2 separate regions of the Homo sapiens genome follow, and region 1 is linked to region 2. Evidence: read pairs that join two places in POLR2A ChIA-PET (ENCODE). Cell type or tissue: HCT116. All regions are shown on one strand.

Region 1 (2,500 bases), 220 kb after region 2:
TGGCCCATTTTGGGTGTTTTTTTTTTTTTTTTTTTTTTTGAGACAGTCTCTCTGTGTCACCCAGGCTGGAGTGCAGTAGTGTGATCTCAGCTCACAGTGCAATGCAACCTCCACCTACCAGGTTCAAGCGATTCTGCTGCCTCAAAGTCCCGAGTAGCTGGGATTACAGGTGCACAGCATGCCTGGCTAATTTTTGTAGTTTTAGTAGAGATAGGATTTCACCATGTTGGACAGGCTGGTCTCGAACTCCTGACCTCAGGTAATCCACCTGCCTTGGCCTCTCAAAGTGCTAGGATTACAGGCATGTGCCACCATACCTGGCCTCATTTTGTTTGTTTTGTTTTGTTTTGTGTTTGTTTTTGTTTTTGTTTGACACAAGGTCTGGCTCTATCACCCAGGCTGGAGTGCAGTGACGCAATCTTGGCTCGCTGCAACCTCCACCTCCCGGCCTCTAGCCATCCTTCCACCACAGTCTCCTGAGTAGTTGGGACTACAGGTGTGCACCACCACGCCTGGCTAGTTTTTTTTTTTTTTGTATTATTAGTAGAGATGGGGTTTCACCATGTTGCCCAGGCTGGTCTTGAACTCGTGAGCTCAAGTGATCTGCCTGCCTCAGCCTCCCTGAGTGCTGGGATTACAGGCATGATTCACCATGCCCAGCCCACCTGGCTCATTTTGGACTTCTGAACTCCAGCCCTGGCAGATAACAAATGTGTGTTGTTTTAAGCTATGATTTTTATTACAATTTGTTACAGTAACAGTAGGAAAATAATACGACAACAATAGAGGTATGTGGAAGCTACCATCTTAAGATGGGCAACAAGCTCCCTCCAGTTCGCCACAGTCCTCATCACTCTCTGTGTCTCCCTGACACAGAACACAAGTGTCTGTTGTCATTTAACTTCATACGATCAGCCCACGTTACACATTTATGATACCCTGGCCACTGTAGCTAAGAGTTTATAATCCTTGAGCACGCTTTCTAGCTGACAAAATGGAGAAGACATGGGTGCAGGAAGAAATGCCCAAGATGGCCGGGAGCAGTGGCTCCCTCCTGTAAATCCTAGCACTCTGGGAGGCCGAGGCAGGCGGATTGTGAGGTCAGGAGTTTGAGACCAGCCTGACCAACATGGTGAAACCTCGTCTCTACTAAAAATAATAAATAAATAAATAAATAAATAAATAAATAAATAAATAAATAAATTATCCGGGCATGGTGGCAGGCACCTGAAATCCCAGCTACTCAGGAGCTGAGGCAGGAGAATCGCTTGAACCTTGGCGGCAGAGGTTGTAGTGAGCCGAGAATGCGCCACTGCACTCCAGCCTGGGCAATAACAGCAAGACTCTGTCTAAAAAAAAAAAAAAAAAAAAAAGAAATGCCCAAGGCATGTTAGTGAAATACAGATTCTGCTTCTGATTGTGTGTGTGTGTGTTTGTGTGTGTGTGTATGTCCTCAGGATGTATACAGATCTCCAGAATTAGGGCCATAAACTCTGGGTGAGTATGCAGGTAATGGTCCATTTTACCAGATCAAAAACTTTTAGACATTCACAGACATGTACAGAATCTAGAAAATGCTACCAGATGTTGAATTACTTTTCTAATTCACTCTCCCGTTGAATTAACTTTTCAGTCCATCTACCTATATGTGTACTCTCCCTCTGGGTCTCTCTCCCTCTTCTCCTTTCCCATTATCATCTCCATCTTTTCTGACCCCTTCCCAGGGTCTCACCTTTATCTTGGAGCAGGGCAGCAAGGTACTCAAAGTTTAAAATGTTTGCACTGACTCCATCTGGGAGAGATAGAGCCACAGCCTTAGTGATGTGCATCCTTCAGTTTTTCCAGACTAGAGCATCTCCCAGCCATCCTCCTTCTCACAGCACTGCCTTTACAAATGGGGTAGCCCTACTCATCACATATCCATGAATTCACCCCTCAATACTCTCCCTGCAGACTTGACTCACATGCTCCGCTGAGATGCTTTTGCCAAGGTCTCTAGTGGCCTGCCTCTTGCCAAATCCAAAGGCCACACATCTCCATCTTCATCTTTCTTAGCCGCTCACAGCAGCATTTCTCATGGTCGATTCTTCTTTCCTTCTTGAAATTCTTTTTTGTTGGTTTTGATGACAGCACCGGCTTCTAGCTTTTGTCCTGGCCCCTCCTTCTTGGTGGCCTCTGATAGCTTAATTTTAAATGATGTTCCCCATAGCCCAGTCTCAGGTTCTCTTATTTCCTTCATTTATTTTTCTCCCTGAAGGAGCAATTGTTGAAGCTTGGTGATGAATATATGAGGTTTTATTATATTATCTCTATTTTTAGGTATATTTTTAATAATATTCATCATAAAAAGTTATTGTAACATTTTTGGAATTATTTAAAGAGAATTATTAAAAAATAATTTTGGAATTATTTTAAAACTAGAGTATATACATTCCCATACAATAGTGAAGGAATAGGATAAAAAGAAATGAATGTCATATATATGCTGACGACTCAAATT
Region 2 (2,500 bases):
GTGACTTGCCCATTTATTTGGCCTAAAATGATCCTTTTTCAAGTTTGTCGTTTAGTTCCTTATTTTAATGTGTTCAGATTTAGCAAACAATTTCATGATCACCCTTTAGGAATTTATACAGTTCCATCAGACACTCTCTTATCCCTCCCCCACCACCCACCAACACCCTTCCAAAGCGGAAGATTCTGTTGACCCTGGTTTTCCTAGTTGGCAACATGTCTAAACCCTCTGGAGGGGACTATCTAGATTCAGTCGTTCGTTCATTCACAAAGCACTTACTATTATGTACCAGGTACTGTGCTAGGCACCAGACAAGGCAGGCAAGGCTCCTACCTCCAATTGTGAACTGGACGTTCAGATGAAATCAAAGAAATGTAAGCTGAGGAGACACAGAGAGAGTCCATTACTTTTCTGCCACGGGATGGTCTTGCAGCCCTGTCCTGACTCATTAATGCCTCTGACCTCAGGGGACTGTACAGACAGCTCCTGCCTCAGAGCTCTGAAAAAGTCTCCACTCAACACATGAAACTATTCCAGAGAGTGCATGGAAGAGATGAGAGATGATGGGGTAGAAAGCTGGTCCAACACAGGTCATAGGGCTAGGGAAGTGGTCCCAGGGCAAGGGACGCTGGGTGCCAGCATCTTCTCAGACTCTACGGGGATAGGCAAATTTCTCCATCTCCCGGAGCCTCAGCCTCCTCGCCTGTAAAATGTGGGTTATCCTGACGATTTCACAAAGTCGATGTGCAGCTCGAATGAAACAGAGGATTTGAAAAAGCACTAAACAAACACGTTATAGTAATTAACAACCATAACTTTCCCACTAGCCTGCACTATTCTTCCAAAAGACTCACACATCTGCAGTCGTTGTGAAGAGACTGGGCAAGCGAGGTTTTTTGTTTTGTTTTGGATTTGTTTTGTTTTAAATTGAAGTTTCCAATTTCGAGGACTTTAAAAAATATATATCATGAGCTTCCTTTATTTGCCTAATTGCTGATCTAAAAATCTCCAAGATGACCACTAGAAAAAGTGGCAGGTCGTCGTATAGAGTCGAGGGAGAAAGAAATAGATGAAACAAAGGGGGACAAAATACACTTAGAGCTGTTTCTTCTTTCTCTTCGGGATCCTTAGTCTGATTGATCTCGCCCAAGACTCAGTCCCATGGGGCTCTCTGAAGGGCATGGAGGGGACCTCTGGCCACGATTTCCCGAAGGATAGGGTCTCCCGGGACAGATACCTTCCCTGGCCACTCGCGCCGCTCCCTGAGACCCTGGGACCTTGGGACTAACGCTCAGAACTTACATCGCCTCCATATTGCCGTCTCCATAGATACAGGACGCGCAGGAAACGGCGTCTTCAGATATCCCAGGGCAACGACGGCAGCCCGAGTAAGTCAAGATTCGTAGAAGGCGAAGGCACCGCCCAATTTTATTTCCTATATTCAGTTTTGATTCCCTGACTTTTCCTGCTGGTAGTAACTGTGGGCTTCTACCTGTCGCGACATGGTAATGTAGAGCCTCCTAGTTGTCGTGACGTTCCAGCAATCATGACTTTAATTGACGACCAAATTCACAGGAAGCTACTCTGTGGGCTTGGCACTCTGACATGCATAGAGACAGAAGCTCATTCTCTGTGATTGCAATTGTTAACTTAAAAGCAGCCCGCAGTTATTTCTTATTTGAATATTGCTTTGCAAATAGAACCCTTTTGCTGATGAGAGGGAATGCGTCCTCTGCGTTTTCTCCCGGCATTTCTTCTTGGTCAGCAACAAGAAAAATAACTCTTTTGAAGGGATCGGAAGGTTAATGTATAAAGGAATTATTATACATAATGTAGACTTTCGGAAGCCCATTGGTTCATTTGTTGGTATGTGTGTTGGAGGAAGGGTCCTATTTTGTGAAGACTCCTTAGTAGGTGAAGCTGAAAGTCTCAAAGTTCACTCTTGGGTAACTAAGGATGTTTTGCTCCTCAAGACAGTGAACCTATTTCCTTTCAGATGGAAGGGGGGATGTGACTAGGGGGAGAGAGCTTAGTGAGTCTAGGGGTAAACACAGAAAATAAGCTATCATTTTGGGAGAGTTGGAGTTGACTTGTGAAAGGTGAAAGATGGACTGAGATGGCAAAGTGGCCTGAGCTGGCCTGGGAGATCACATGGCCAGAGACTGGCAGGGCTGGAGGGAAGGGGCAGGCAGGGCGCCTGGTAAATTACGCCAGCAGGATCAAGAGTTTTCCGGGAATCAAAGAATGTGGAACTCAGTGAGCTTTTCCCTGGATTTAATGGGATTCTCAGAATCTGAAACCTGCACTTTGGACATGACGACTTTTATGCTGTTTGTAGTTTCTATAATTATTTCCTTTTTGTTTTTCCCCAAATTCTTTTTGAAATGGTCAGCCTAACTCAGCTGGACCTTAAGGACAAGGAAAGGAACTGGTTCATTCTTAGGCGAAAATGAAATAGGGACTTTGGGGGCAGGGTTTGGTGTTGGCCCCAGGAATCTCA

What was found. ChIA-PET counts read pairs that join two places held together with the same protein. Peaks named below come from ENCODE experiments on the same cell type or tissue, not always from the same donor. Only the 100,000 strongest peaks of a DNase experiment are listed, where the experiment ranks them.
Region 1: POLR2A ChIA-PET joins it to region 2 with 5 read pairs; 4 of 35 experiments call an interaction of 5 or more read pairs at or near these places.

What each region holds. Positions count from the first base shown.
Region 1 is chr2:219,257,968-219,260,467 of GRCh38, forward strand. All of the region lies in intron 1 of TUBA4B (tubulin alpha 4b), which reads left to right. Among named protein-coding and RNA genes, the nearest start is that of TUBA4A, 5.3 kb to the left of the region's middle. In HCT116, no CTCF peak of the experiment used is centred here; no DNase peak of the experiment used is centred here.
Region 2 is chr2:219,040,186-219,042,685 of GRCh38, forward strand. It overlaps CFAP65 (cilia and flagella associated protein 65), which reads right to left and starts at 1,331. Exons shown (of 35, transcript NM_194302.4): 1 at 1,303-1,331; 2 at 334-379. In HCT116, no CTCF peak of the experiment used is centred here; a DNase peak (open chromatin) is centred at 1,356; H3K4me3 peaks cover 947 bases; H3K27me3 peaks cover 712 bases.